2 separate regions of the Homo sapiens genome follow, and region 2 is linked to region 1. The links are chromatin contacts, found by Hi-C or POLR2A ChIA-PET in ENCODE. All regions are on one chromosome and are shown on one strand. The core of a region is the stretch at or near the end of the contact, and the rest is flanking DNA. Distances in the headings are between cores, read along the strand shown. Region 1 has its middle 89 kb from the start of TFAP2A-AS2. Region 2 has its middle 170 kb from the start of TFAP2A-AS2.

Region 1 (7,919 bases), core at 2,100-4,599:
TTCTGAATGCCTCGAAACCCCGCCCACGTCCCTCCATCCCCACGGAAAACCGCCCACGTCCCTCCATCCCCACGGAAAACCCGCCACATCCCTCCATCCCCACGGAAAACCGCCCACGTTCCTCCATCCCCATGGAAAACACTCCACGTCCCTCCATCCCCACGGAAAACTCACCCACGTCCCACCATCCCTACGGAAAACCGCCCACGTCCCGTCATCTCCACGGAAAACCGCCCACGTCCCGCCATCCCCAAGGAAAACCGCCCACGTCCCGTCATCTCCATGGAAAACCGCCCACGTCCCGCCATCCCCACGGAAAACTGCCCACGTCCCGCCATCCCCACGGAAAACTGCCCACGTCCCGCCATCCCCACCGAAAACCTGCCCACATCCCTCCATCCCCACGGAAAACCCCCACGTCCCTCTATCCCCACGGAAAACCTGCCCACATCCCTCTATCCCCATGGAAAACCCTCCACTTCCTCCCATCCCCACGGTGGCCACTCCCGTCCAGGTTGCCATCATTTCTCACTAGATCTCTGCAGGGGCTGCCTGATGAATCCCCCATTCCCCATCTTACCTCTCTCTGATCTCCACACCCCAACCAGAGAGCCCTGTAGACAACAGAAATCTGAGTCTTGAATGCACCTGTTTAAAACTCGTCTTTAGTGCTTCCCCAGTGTCCTTGGGACACGATTGAAATTTTTTTCTGTGGTGTACAAGGCGCTCCCTATGGAGAGCTCAGTGACTGGGAGAGCTGAGCTTCCATTCCCTTTCCATGCCCCAGCTGTGGACATTTTCCTCCTCCTCAGGGAGGGAGCATAGCTCACTCATTTCCATCTGCTTGCAGAGCACGTCTAGCCTTGTCATTCTTCACGACTAGACTTAAAAGGAACTTCATGCACTTTTTGTGGGATGCTCCCACCTCAGACCATAGGAGTCCCTTAGACCATAGGAGTCCCTTCCATTGCAAGTTTCCATGGTGCGTGAATATCCTTCCACCACACCAAGTTATTTACCTTTCTAGGCTTGTAATAGCTTGCGGAGGTTTTGTCGCCCCAGAAGACTAGCAAGCTTGATGTTTGCTTATAAATAAGAGTAGGTGCCCGGAGCACCCAATGTGTGCCAAAACACAGCAAGTGCTCAATAAAAATGTATGAATTTATATGAAGTCCAAAGGGCTGGTGATCTCAGTTTTTTTGTTCATGGTGCAGCTATCGTGTTAAAGAAAATCCAGGCCTCCCTGCCTAAAAACTAATTTACCTCACAGAGATCCCAGGACTATCTGGAATTCCCCTTCCCCAGTGTTTTTGGAAAGAATGAAAAATAGACTAATTAGATCAAACAAGCAGCTTGTCCCTTTGATGTCCCCCCCTCTCCGCCCCCACTCCTCATATATGCAAATAGGTTGCAGAAAGGGAGAGAGCCAAGAGCCAAAACACAACTCCAGGTATGCTTGGCTCTCCCTAATCAGGAGACAATAAGAGCGTTCTTCAATTTTATTGTTGTTATGATTCAAAATGAACTAAAGAATGCAGGGGCTGGCGAGGGAGACTGAATTCTCTGGAGTTAACAGAATAGGGCACCAGTGAGGGGGTGGACAGGTGAAGGTAACACTAGAAGGGTAAATAACTTGGGAAATAAATCTAAAAAGTTAAGTTTCATCATCGTTCTCCTTCACACTCACTATGACCTTCCCATCCAATGATAAATCTCTTCTCAGAGGTATTTCTCTCCTGGAGGCACACATGGAGTCACGGGCCGAGCTTAGGATGAGCACCACGATCCCTCCTCTCACAGGGCACATGGCCATGCGAGGGAAGCAGGCAGGCACAAAAGTAATTTCAACAGCCTGTGACGTGTGCTATGACACAGGCAGCATAGGCTTTGACGGGAGTGCAGAAAAGACGCATCTCACAGGTGTCAGGAACAGGTGTCTGGGGATGGGGGGTGAGTGGTCAGGGGAGACTGAGTTCTCAGCAGAGGTGATATCTAGTTAAACCTAAAGGACAAGTGGGGTTTGGGGAGATCGGCAGGTGGGAGCATTGTGGACTTGTAAACAGTGTCTTACACAAGGAAAAGTTTATATCCGGTGCTACATGGACTATATCTGCTATCAGGACATATCAAGAATAGTATTAAGTATATGAGGCTTGCAAAATTAATCAATATATAAAATCAGCAACTAGGAGTCATCTGACAGTTCCAAAGCATCTGCTTGAGTCCTGAAGATTTCATAGAGCAAGCGCCATGCTTTTTCCTGTCACTGTGCTGACCCTGTGCCAACGCCTACGCAGACCGAATGTGATCAAACAAGATCTTCCAAATAGATTGATCTCACCTTGAAATTCTTCACATGCAATGCAGGTTACACAGGCGGCCTCTGCCTGCCTCCTTCCAGTTGACCCTCTGATCATTTCTATTAGGCAAACCCAGCTGCTTTGACTCAGGCCAGTGGTGGCCCTGGGCCCCTTCCTAGCAATCCTAGAGGTTATTTGCACCAGACACATTTCCAACGGGTCACCTGCCGAAATACCTTTCAGTAAGATAAACTGCACATTAAATAGATATGTCCGGCCAGGTGGGTGGCTCACGCCTGTAATCCCAGCACTTTGGGAGGCGAAGGTGGGGGGATCACCTGAGGTCGAGAGTTCGAGACCAGCCTGACCAAATTGGAGAAACCCCGTCTCCACTAAAAACACACAAAAAATTAGCTGGGCATGGTGGCGTATGCCTGTAATCCTAGCTACTCGGGAGGCTGAGGCAGGAGAATCCCTTGAACCCGGGAGGCAGAGGTTGCGGTGAGCTGCGATTGCGCCATTGCACTTCAGCCTGGGCAACAAGAGCAAAACTCAGTCAAAAAAAAAAAAAAAAAAGATATTTCCTCCTGCCCTGCCTTGATGTGGATTTGGTAGAATAAAATGCAGAAGCTGTGCTTTCTTCCCTCCTTCTTCTGGTGACATTCTTTGTTGTTGCCTCCATAAAAGGTCACCATTGAAAGGACTGAAGAATATGAAAAATGATGTCCTAATCTCTCTCTTGGAAGCACTATAGTCTTAATTTGATGAAAGACAACGAGGAGGAACACAGAAAAGAGGGAGGAACAGGAACCAGAGCAACAGGGCTCTGAATTTAGAAACCTGGCCGTGCTCTTTGGGTCTGACTTGGCCCGAGAATGCAAGCATCAGATAAAAATAACAAGTCACACAGTAGAGGACGGATCTCCGGCTTCTCCTGCGCCCGGGGCCGCACATGCCCAGTGCGTGCCTCTTTGGTCGAGAGGCGCAGAGCAGCCTTCCCAGCAGAAGGCTGGAGTGAGAGAGGGCCTGTGTTTGATGTATGAGCTTTGGCTTGCCGTCGTGAGTCACCCCAGAACTAGCTGCAGGCAAAACAAAAATCTTTTGTGATTAATTAGAAAAACTGGACAATTATGAATTGACTGCACACAGCCAGGGTATGGTAATATAAATAGTAATGACTCCAGCGGAGCCTGATGAGCTCTAGTGTTTATGTGAGATCACTGGAGAAAGGCACATTTTTAACGTGGAATCTGCTGAAATAGGATGATTTCTGATCTCTGATAATTTGAAGATCTTGACCAGGATTCCAGGGGATACCTTCCAGAGGGGTCTAGTTGCCTTTTCCCACCACCCCTCCAAACGTGAGTCTCTGTGCCAAATGGACTATTCTTTCTTTTTTTTAAAAAAATTGAACTCAAACATCCTTTTCAGCAGTTCTGTGAAATTGCTTACATCTTTTGCTAACCCCACTGCCAGGGCATGGAGCTGTTTGCCCTTTTGGGGCATTTGCCTCCACTGTGACACTCTCAGAGGACTTGAACACAAATACCATTTTTATTTGGAGGCACTTGTTGGTTTTTATGTTCAAGGGAAGAAGGAACCACTACGAGTGAGCTGTTTAACCCGGGAAAGGAAAGATCAGCATATTGTAGTGAGTTATTGGATTGATGATTTATTCTGCTTAGGGAGGGTGAAGTAGAAAGATCTCCACAACACACAGTCGAACAAAGCTTTTAAAAACCTTTGGGTGTTAACGCTATATTTCTTGGCATGATTTAATTATGCCACCCAACCTCCCCACCCCATGAGCACATCTTACATAGTGGAACTAGGGAATGATTATTTTTCAAGGAAGTTTACAAAGAAAAATAATTAAACCCTGACAGTGCCTGCAAATGTCAAAATACAGATTTCCTCCAGTGATCATTTCTTTAACCACTGGGGTAAGCAAGTTATCCTTTGTCCTGGGGCAACATTGTGTAGCCAGCAATGGTCACAGACCCAAGAGTCACAAAAGAAAAAAATGTGATCTCGCTGATGCCTCCCCAAGCATCTACTCTGCTTCCATAAAACACCTTTCAAGACCTTTGAAATTTGGTTTCTGCCAGGCAATTAACTCATCTTAACGTGCATTCTACATATCCAAGTGCCTTTTCTGGCCCTCTGTTTGCACTTGCCGGCATCCACATTGTTTTCTATTATTATTCAAGCAGCGCCGCCTCAGTAGTAAACCCATTGACCATTCAATCAGAGCAGTGGCTGCTGTGGATAATTAAAAGTTCCCAACCTCTTACCCCAAGGCCAGGCTAGAGCCAGTCAGAGAGGAGCCAGGTCCCAGCTGCTCAGGGACCAATCGATCAGCTGATTAACCCTTCTTACTGATTGGTTAGAGCTGATTGCATCTCCCGTAAAGAAATCTCTTCTGGCCCTGGGGCACTGGAGGCAACTATACATTCAGGGTGGCTGAGGGAGCGGCTAGCTGCGGCAGTCACTGTCCTCACACAAAGTAAAGGGAGGAAAAGAGAAGAACTCCTAATGCAACATTTTAAAGATTTTATCTCTCCACCACTGTTTTTTCCCCTAGACTGTCTTTATTTCTAGAGAGAGAAGTCTCTGTCTGAGATTCAGGAATGGCAGAAAAGATATTTGGTATGGCAGTTGCTGCTATGTAGCCCGTGAAACGGAGGATTCTTTTTGACAACAGTGTCCCCAAATGTCCCCTTGCAAAATGGCTGACGTCAGAAAGTACACACCCTTCATAAAATGGGTCCCTCTCCTGGAAGATTGCTTGTTGACCAGTCGACTTTGACAAGGTTTGTATTTGCTGGCTCGTAAATATTTATCCTTGGGTCAGCGTAAACAATCTGTTTTCCATTGTGCTGACATTTTGGTGCAGTGAGTAAAATATACTGTATTGTAACAGAGGCATTTAAAAAAATTGCTACCCCGTTGTTGTCTTTGAAGGGAGTAGCTGAGATGCTATCAGACAGGTGTGGTGGCCAGGCCATTATGAGTGGCTCGTCCGGTTTTCTTAAAGACTGATTTCCACGAATTTGGTAGGAGGGTCCAGATAGGGAAACCCCTGTGAAACGTTATCTCTGCTGGTCCCAGGCTTATCATTCAATCTGCAGCAAAGCGGAGAAAAGCTGAATTTTGCAAAGCTGACTTTGCAAATATTATCTTTGCCTCTGTCTTCGAGAAGGCCAAGCTCCCACTGACGTCAAAGGCAGTTGGCCTGTGGGGAATGTGCGGGCTCAGTCAGAGTGCGTGTCCAATGCCTTGGTGGAAAATGCAGCCGGCAGGTTGGAAAACAAATGTTTTCAAAATGCTCATGTTTTGCCCTTATTTTGGGATACTTATTCGTGGAACTGCAAGAACAGAAAATAAGGAGACATTTCCAGGAACTCAAACATTATTTACCCTACAGTGAAACTGATGGCAACAGAGACTGATCTTAGATTCTACCAAGGGTGAATTACATGGGAGTGGCTTTAGTTTAAGGGCCTTCCTCGGAGTGGGGTTTAGGGACTGCACGCTTTGTGAGTTGTTACAGGCACCGTGGGGATGTAGCTGTTTACTTGGAGGGATCTGCTCCGCCACCGAGGCTGAGGGCAAACAAGCAGGTGTGAAACACTCTTGGGAAAGAGCTCTGAGACCCTGAAAAGTATTGTAAGAACACAAAGAATGAGAGTTATGTTTTCATTATTAGATGAACCAAAGTAACCAACAATTATATGACCCTGGACATATTTATTAAAATCTCAAGGGCCTCAGTCTGCTGGTCTTAAAGCAAGTTTATGGGAGTGCACACACAAACACACACACAGATTTTTTTATGGACTTGCAGCTATTTAATTTATTCTTAAACATGTACATTTCTGAAATCAAAGCTAAAATTGTAAAAATCATGTGCAAGCCAGATCTGTAGTTCATTACAGAAAAGGAAAACATTGTCAAACCTAAGGAGGCACTAGATAATAGCATGGGTCCTGTTAATGCAATCACTATTTAGTAATAACTTAACTATATGACACTGTTAAATATAATATAGAAACTAATACATCTGCCTATTCTTGGTCTGCTAGAAGCTTACAGTCTGATTTGTCTTATAAATGTCACGTATTAAAATGTCCATGAGGCCACTTAGAATTTAAAATATTTTGAATAAAGTGTTTCAATGTGAAACTACTTCTCTATACAAGATTTCTGTGCATGAAGAGAAAAGGAATACAATTGGTCTTAGAAATGAGTAAGGTAAGTACTTCTTAATATTTTGAGGCTGTGCTACTCTGGGGACACTGCCTATGGGGTAGCCCTGCCCCATAAGGAGCAATAAAAAATAAGTAAAATAAAATAAAAATTTTGAGGCTGGATAAAATTGACTACACTTGAAAAACTGGGTCCTTTCTGTTTTTATTTTTTTGATTTTTTTGAGACCGAGTTTTGCTCTTGTCGCCCAGGCTGGAGTGCAATGTGATCTTGGCTCACTGCAACCTCCACCTCCCAGGTTCAAATGATTCTCCGGTCTCGGCCTCCAAGCGCCCACCACCACGCCCAGCTAATTTTTTTGTATTTTTAGTAGAGACGGGGTTTCACCATGTTGGCCAGGCTTGTCTCGAACTCCCAACCTCAGGAAAGGGAATATAGTATCCTATACTATCAAAGCAAAATGTAAAACTTTATTTAAAATCAGGGCAGGCTATGACGTGCTTCCTAGTCTTGAGTAGTATGTGGGGTTTCTGAATATGGAAGCCATATCAACAAACAGCGGCGACAGTTCGTGCAAATTGAGCACCAGACTAAAAGCAGGTAGGGTTCCTGGGAAGGAAGCGCTGTAATTCGAAACTCAGATTAGCCATTTTCTCCGCGGTAAAACAGAGACCACAAAGTAAACCTACTCACTCAGCGGACTCCCTGGCTGCGGCAGCTCCCTTTGAAGATACATTTATTTTCTAAAGAAAGCTGGTAAAAACCACTGACTATATTTAGCGTATGAAATGAATGTGATTGATTTTTGTTTCAGTGATTCTGCTTATAGAACATTTCTTTCTTTCTTTCTTTCTTTTTTTTTTTTTTTTTGAGACAGAGTCTCTGTCGCCCAGGCTGGAGTGCAGTGGCGCGATCTCAGCTCACTGCAACTTCCGCCTCCTGGGTTCAAGCGATTCTTCTGCCTCAGCCTACCTAGTAGCTGGGACTACAGGCATGCGCCACCACACCTGGCTAATTTTTTTGGTGTTTTTAGTAGAGACAGGATGTTGGCCAGGCTGGTCTCGAATTCCTGACCTCAAGTGATCCACCTGCCTTGGCCTCCCAAAGTGCTGGGATTACAGGCATAAGCCACCGCACCCAGCCTAGAACATTTTTAAGTATTGCTCAGAAATGTCCCAAAGGTGGGAGTTTTTCAGACACGTGAAACAGAAGTTCAGTTTGTCTTTCCTTACCCTTTTTTTTTTTTTTTTTGGAAAGTTTTCCTAGAGATCATGCAACAATAAACACAACCAAATATTAAAGTTCATTTTTTTTTTCGTTTGAGATAGGATCTCACTCTGTTGCCCAGGCTGGAGTGCAGTGGCATGATCACTGCTTACTGTAGCCTTGACCTCCTGGGCTCAAGTGATC
Region 2 (7,919 bases), core at 2,164-4,663, 79 kb after region 1:
TCCCCTCTAATATTAAATTCAAAGAGTAAATTCATCACATGGATTCATGTTTTTTAAGTTATTTATTTTTAGAGATGGGGTCTTGCTGTGTTGCCCAGGCTGATGTTGAACTCTGGCCTCCAGTGATCCTTCCCTCTCATCCTTCCAAGTACCTGGGATTATAGGCGTGAGCTACCCCACTTAGCTGGATTTGTTTTTTAAAGGACAATGGTAATATAATGCCTTCAAGACTGGTTTTCCAGAAGATGCAGAAACATATATAATGGGTTTTGTACATCAATCCTTGATAAAGGGTGGTAGTATAATAGTGCAGCTCAAGAAATCATACAGTTAACATACATGAGGCCACACATACCAGCTAACCCAATTCTAAATGGACTTAAAGGAATTTATTGGCTCAAGAAATTGAAAAGGTCAACATTCTAGGAAGCCTCAGAGTGCTTTGATCAGCTCCCCAGCTCTGTTTCTTTGAGATTATTTTTCCTTTGCCTTCTTTTGGTGGTTGGTTTCATCCTCAGTTTGGATTCTCTCAGAGCGGGAAGTGGCTGCAGCAGCTCCAGGCTTTTTATGGGCAAACCATGCCTTCCTAGAGGAAGAGAGAATTGCTTTTCCCTCAACCACTAAACAAAATCCTGGACATCCCTAGGATTAATTTAGCATGGGTTACACGCCCCTTCCCGAACCAATAATTAAACTGACCAGCACAGGACCATTGGGATCCACCCTGCAGATGGGACACCAAGATACCCGATCTCCATGATTGAAAGTGATGGGATGGGAGGGAGGCTTTGGGAAAATTGACAAGGTCCATTACAAAAGCAATATATTTTATTCTATGACATAAATAAGACATTCTATTCCAGATGTATTGCTTTCTAGTTTACTACTTTAATAGAGGATGAGGAGGGATATCTTTGAGTGGGGTCAAAATTATCTCCCTAAACAGTTGAACTAACAGTAGGCTTAAGCCTAACATTTTATGCCACTTAGCATGTCCAGTCAGTCAATTACAACAGAATGACTGATTGAACCAATTGTGTATAGAGCTTGCCTTCCTGACTCTTTCGGGCCTCACGATAGTTGCTATTATCTATTAATATTATGCTAGTTATTCTCCACAATTTATTCTATTGACCTCTGACAAGGTAGATACATCGACTGAGGAAGTACAGGCGTCTCACAGGAGTTAAGTAACTTGCCTACAGTGACACAGCTAGGGAAAGGCTGAGCAAGCCTGGACTGGGACCCAGGTGCTCCTGCTTCCAAGAAAAAGATGCCCATCCTCTTCCCTCTTTGTGCAGGTGCTGCCTCTTAGGGAGCTGTGAAACAGGATTCAGGAAGAATACTAATCCTGAGTACCACCTAATCTCTTATTTCCTTGTTTCTGAAGCAGAAATGAGAAAACCCACCAGTTTCTTAGAGATTCAACAAATGGCGAGTGATATTTAAACATCTACAATTAAGAAATATTTCTATAGCAATAATAAAAATATTAAAATGTTGAGCAGCACCAAACTTAACAGCCAAAGTCTCGGAGACCAGGGAGGGTATCTCTAGAGCTATAGAAGGCACTGTTGATGGGCTATCTCTCCACATCATCTTCAGAGGACAAAGATACAGAAGCATCACCCACTGATGAGGTATGAATACAACTTTATGTAACTTTTTTAAACTTAGGGAGTGGGCAACACTGACTAAAGAAATGGTCAAGAAATAATAGCAGCTAACAGGTTTATATAATTAGCAAAAGCAAGGGTGCTAGTTATACACTAACAAGTTTAATGTGAAACCCTAGGGTTTCACATTAAGAGAATCCCACTGAACTGCCCCCTTTCAGTAGAAAAATCTTGCCTGCTGAGTGGTCATAACTTCTCTTCCAGGGGAATCTGTCCTCACTCTTTACCCCTCATCTTTACATTTCCTAGATCATGGTCTAGAAAATGTGATGAGGCAATTTAACCTAATGGATTTGCAACTAATAATATTAATGGCTTTCAGTAGAGTGATTGGTGGGTGGGGGAAAGCCTAATTCTCATCATCTTTTGAATGTGATATCTGCTTTGAGATAACTTCAGAGTTTTAAAAAAAGCCTGCTTTATTTGTTTATTGAAGACTTTCCTTGTCAAAAGCTTCTCTACTCAATGAATATAATATTTTGGGGGAAGTGGGAGAGAAATGAGATGTTATTCTGGCCTTTCAGTTTTCCAGAATACCTGGCATAGTTAAGGAAGAATGAGAGGAAGGGCTTCAGAACATCCGGGCACCTTCCAGAGATGGGAACCAAACTGTAGGTGGGCTGAGTGACTACTAATTGCCACAAGGCTAGAGAGAAGAGGCACTTTCAGCCTTCTTCAATAAGTTATCTAATCTGTGAAATATTTTCCCAGCAACCACAAGACTGATAAAGTAAATTAGTTAATATGTTGTCATTAGGCTGAGACATGGGACAGCCAGGAAGGTGGGGATAGGGCAGAGTGCAGAGGTAACGCGCTTTCAATGAGCTGATCGAAAAGAGCCTGGATTTCAGAACGTTGAATCCTAGGAGCTGGATTGGCTGAGAGTGGAGGGGTCGTATCTGTGGACCTGGTGCAAATGTGAAGACACAGCATCAACATACTTAGATGACTTCATGTCATATGTCTGTTGTTTAATTTTTCTGAAGTAAAAGTGTTGCACTTAAACTTGAAGACAGTAGGGGCCAAATTGGCTGGAACTTGCAGGGCTTCAAAGGATAATGTTAAGAACTTGGCATTATTTGAAAATGCTTACAAAGGCCCTAGGGCTTTTTTAGGACATTAAAAAAACCCGTAAAACAAAAACAAAGGCCAACTTTAACATATATATGTTAAACATATATATTAAGCATATGTATATTAAACATATATAGTTATATAATATGTATGTATTATCTATGTTAAACATATATGTTAAGCATATACAATACATATATATGTATTATATAATACTTTAACATGTCAAGCATATATAATGTATAATATGTATTATACATTATATATGTTAAAAGTTGGCCTTTGTTTTTGTTTTATGGTTTTTTAATATATATGTTTATGGTGTGTATATATATGTTTATGTATATATATGTTTATGTATATATATGTTTATGTACATATAATGTATATATATGTTTATGTTTTTATATACATATATGTGAATTGTTAATTTGGCCTGAGATGCAGATATTGTTAAGCTTCAAAAGAACAACCAAACCCCAAGCTAAGTTCCTTAGGTCTTTCATTTTCCCTAGAAAAAAAAGGCACAGTCTTCAGTTTAGGACTGGGAATATTCACCTCACCCTTCGGATTAAGCTGGAGTCAGCCAGAAAGGAAAGGTGTGACTCAGTGATTTGGTGACTCAAAGAGAAGTTGTGCTTGCCATCTGGCGCTCCGAGGGGAGGTGAGGCCTCTGTCCACACCCTGCTCGTCACTGGCCACTCCTCAGCCACAGCCTCTTGTCCACTCAGACAGGCTCTCAGACTGTGCTTCATGTCCATGCCAAAGCATGGCTTGTGACATTTTATCTTCTGACATTTGATTTTGTCCCTTGTGAAGGGGATAGGTATGATTTTGAAGAATTAGTTTCACCATTCCCAGTTGCCTTTTTGGAGTGGAAAGAATTGAAAGTACAGACAGTCTGGTACTATTAACTTGAAGACACGACTTAGGCTCAGAAAGATTTGGCTTAATTCATGGCTTATTAGCTGTGTGACCTCAGGCAAACCACTTAACGTCTCTGTGTCACAGGTCCCTGTGTATAAAATTAGAGGTTTGCACCAGACGGATTCTAAGTTCCCCTCTGGCTCTAAAGATCCCGAGCCAAACCCAACAGGAGATATATTTTATTTTTATTTATTTATTTAGTTTGAGATGGAGTTTCGCTCTTGTTGCTCAGGCTGGAGTGCAATGGCATGATCTCGGCTCACTGCAACCTCTGCCTCCTGGGTTCAAGTGCTTCTCCTGCCTCAGTCTCCTGAGTAGCTGGGACTACAGACACGTACCACCTGGCTAATTTTTGTATTTTTGGTAGAGATGGGGTTTTGCCATGTTGTCCAGCTGGTCTCGAACTCCTGACCTCAGGGGATCTGCCTGCCGCGGCCTCCCAAAGTGCTGGGATTACAGGCATGAGCCACCATGCCTGGCCCCATAGGAGATACATTTTAGACCAACGGAGTCCTGCCCATTCCTGCCTTAATGGAAGACCCAGTTTTGCATCCTTAAGAGTAGCGAACAGTACCTGTGCAGGAGACAAAGGCTGGGGAAGGAAGGGATTCTAGTCTTCACTCTTGAAGAACATGAGGAACTTGTTAGAAAAGATGAGTTTTATACACCTTAATTTTTCTGGATTCCCAGGAACACTACATTTTTGACTGATCTTTGTACCTTCACTTTTTTTCACAGAATCAATAACCTTGTCCCTCTCCCTCTAGCAATCCCACATAGAAATCCACTCCTAAAAGCTCACACATGGAGTGATTTCTAATCTCATTTCCTATATACTAAGTCTCATTTTTCAAATACACCCTCCCAAATCCCTTTGGTTCCTCTCTGGCCCCTCGACCAACATTGTAATGGTTGGAAGTCACAGACAAGCCTATTTTCTCTCTTCCATTCCTATGATCAGCCTCCCAACTACTCACTCGGTGATTAAAAGCGAGTTAAAATTTGGATCTAAGAATCAGCTAACATTGCTTGAACATGTATGCACTTCTAATTACACACGTTTTGCTTTTTATTTGGCCTTGATTGACTGACACCTGAATCATTTCGCTTCCCAGGGATCTCTGTCTTCCCTGCCCAAGTAGGGAATGCAACCACATTTATATGAGCTTTAGATGCCTCTACATAAACTCGGGTTTCTATATGGGATGCAGTGTTTGGAGAAGTTAAAGGCCATCTCAGTTGTCGTCGTCGGGTTGTTGTTGTTTTTAATGTAAATCATCCATAGAACCTTGAGAGCAATTTCAGATACCGTACAGTTTCACCAAGTCCTTACCAGTATTTGTGTCTATGTGGGACACTGTGCTCCAGGAGCATTTGTTCTGAATGACTGGGATTTCTGAAAGCAGATGCCATTGTAAAAATGTGGCTCAGGATAGCTCTACTTATTTATCAATGCTTTCATGCAAAACAAATAAATCAGTTAAAGACAGCATGCTTTGGGCTTCTGATTAGATCACAGAAGTATAAATATCACAGGACTTTTATGTGTTTGCATGATGTGAACCAGCAAAGTTCTTTCCTCTGATCCTTCATTTTTAATGTAAGCCTGTTTAGAGAGGCATGCTATTTCTCGCCACTGTTCTTGCTCAATATACTGCTCTCTGGTTTGCATTATTTGAATAAGTAGGAGGTTTACAGATCAAATAAAAATAAAAATAAAAAACCCCATCAACCTTTGACAATTCTGCTCTTCATCGTTGACGGCAAGGAATGCCTGTTTTCAACCGGGCTTCAGGAATGGGTAGTGTGGAGGAATTTTTCGGACAGTATAAACTCAGCCCACCAGCTTCCCTTTCCAGGATTCAGACCACTTCACAGTCTAGCAAGCTCTTCTTTAATAATGGAAGTGTGAGACTCCCAGGTCGGATTTAAGCATTTAAAAAATATAATGGTTTGCATACTGTGCAGTGATTTGTAAAATGTGAATGCCTACAAAAGCCGTGGTTACCCAGCATAACATTATCTTATTTTTAGTTATACAACCAGTAAAACAGCTGGAGGTCTAAAATCATGGCCTAGCACTAAATGCATTACTACATTTTATCCATGCAGTAAGGGCCTGTCCTTTTTGCTAGACGATAGGAGAAAGTGGAGTGATTACTGGCAAATTAACACTTCCAATTTTAATAGGGAAGCAAGGCCTACATAAAAGCATCGGAATTAGAATCTATGCCAGTTAGCTATTGTACCACATATAATATGCGCCAAGATCACACTAATATACTACTGCATTTTATAATCAAATGAACCTTTATTCATTAGTCAAGAGATAATATCTACTCGAGTTGACTAAAGAAGTAACCAGCAAAATATTTTACTTTATAGCTTCTTAACATAGTTAATAGAATCATATTGGCAATAGTAGCAAAATATAATTGCCACTTAGCCGTGCTTGTTTTTGTTTTTTTTTCTGTAAAAACATAAAGTAGTGTGGTAACACCCCATCCCCTTTATCTGTAAAACCAATCTTTTCAGCTTGGTCAGTATTTTCATATAGCAGACCCAGAAAATATGAAAATATGCAATTGCTGATATTGACTTATATGACTACAAAGATGGCAATTTCCTATAATCCGATTTAGAGTGTTTGCCCACAAAACATACACACAAAAACACAAGCATGCACATGTTTGTAGTTGATACATTTATTTGTTATAAGAATTGTGAATTTTGAAAGTAAATATTCCTGATTTTTTTCCAGTACTATTTCCTGGGTGGTTGTGTCTGGGAGTTGCATTCTCCATCTTCTGCACCCTTAAGCCAGACGATCATACAATAAATACAAACAAAACATGTTTTTATTCGTTATAGAAAAATGAGAATGAAAGCATTTTTGCTACATTTACTGATCTGAATCAAAACATACTAAAACAATCTCTCGACAAGACCTATGGACTCTTCTCCATGCCTACAAACAGATTCTCCTGTCCAATACCTCTTAGAAGGAAATGATGAAGTTACTGGTACCTCTGCTTCTGTTCAGCCATTTGCTGAATGCCTTGGCCCTTGTCATCACACAGAGTGGCTTCACCTCTGGAATCTTAAATTCAATTATCCTGTTTGACCACAGCCTTTTATCATGGCAACTCAGCCACCTACCTTCTTGCGTGTCTCATCTTCTTTGAGACATTCAGTGCCTCGTCCACGCTGCTTACATTTTCCCCATCGTTTTTACTTCTGTAAATAATATCATTTAAAAATTTTAATTTCTACTTATTTGTTTCTGGTGCGTAGAAATGCAATTAGCTTTTTTAGTTGTTTTGTTTTAGTAACATTGCTGAGCACAAATGCCAAACATTTACTATAGGTTCTTTGGGGTTTAGAATGAAGAACACTAGTGATATTTTTTCTAATCATACTCCTTTTGAAGCTTTTCTTGTTTTGCTCTCCTATCATACTGGGTAGGCCTTCCAGTACATCGTGAATAAGATGGTCATGTGTGTCATTTTTTTCTAATTTTAAAGCCAGTGCAAGCTGGGCATGGTGGTGCACACGTAGAATCCCAGCACTTTGGGAGGCTGAGGCAGGAGGATCACTTGAGGCCAGGAGGTCAAGACCAATCTTGGCAACAGAGGGAGACCTTGTCTCTACGAAAAATAAAAAAATTAGCTGAGTGTGGTGGCATGTGCCTGTAGCCCTGGTTTCTTTGGAGGCTGAGGCACAAGGATGCCTTGAGCCTAGGAGTTAGAGGTTACAGTGAGCTATGATTGTACCACTGTTAAATATAGTATTTGCATTAGTTTGTTTAAATTCTCATTATGAGGTTAAGATGTTCCTGTCAATTTTTAGTTCGCAAAATGTGTTTTTTTAATGCTCTATGCCCCTTGCACGTATTAAGATAATCAAATGGTTTTCTCTTTTAACCAAAGTGGTGAATTAATCAATTTTCTAACAATAAACCAATCAATTTTCTAACAATAAACCAATTTGGTCTGTATGTATTAACTTTTAAAAACATATTTGTTTTCTTAATATCTTTTTTAGGTATTACATCTGTGTTAATATGTGAAATTTGCTTGTAATATCCCTTTTTTATACAGTTCCTATGTATAGGGTCCTGTATACAGTATCCAACATCATAAAATAAGTTGAAGAGTATTCCCACTTTTTTCTGGAAAATTGGATAACATTGGATTGATAAGTTCTTTAAAAGTTTGCTGAACTTGCCATAAAAGTCTGGGC

Evidence for each region. A loop is a pair of places that touch in the nucleus more often than their neighbours do. ChIA-PET counts read pairs that join two places held with the same protein, here RNA polymerase II (POLR2A).
Region 2: a loop to region 1 is called in a map of endothelial cell of hepatic sinusoid, with 4 times the contacts of the local background. The contact joins two enhancer-like sites. A Hi-C loop is called at or near these places in 1 of 168 maps with a recorded cell type or tissue (endothelial cell of hepatic sinusoid). POLR2A ChIA-PET finds 5 or more read pairs at or near these places in 1 of 52 experiments (MCF 10A).

Annotation. Positions count from the first base shown.
Region 1 is chr6:10,311,906-10,319,824 of GRCh38, reverse strand. No RefSeq gene overlaps it. Among named protein-coding and RNA genes, the nearest start is that of TFAP2A-AS2, 89 kb to the left of the region's middle. RefSeq lists an enhancer at 4,142-4,863. Within about 2 kb of position 3,349, at least 5 of the 41 ENCODE cell types and tissues checked have a DNase peak (open chromatin) inside an H3K27ac peak, as active enhancers do.
Region 2 is chr6:10,233,330-10,241,248 of GRCh38, reverse strand. No RefSeq gene overlaps it. Among named protein-coding and RNA genes, the nearest start is that of TFAP2A-AS2, 170 kb to the left of the region's middle. Within about 2 kb of position 3,413, at least 3 of the 41 ENCODE cell types and tissues checked have a DNase peak (open chromatin) inside an H3K27ac peak, as active enhancers do.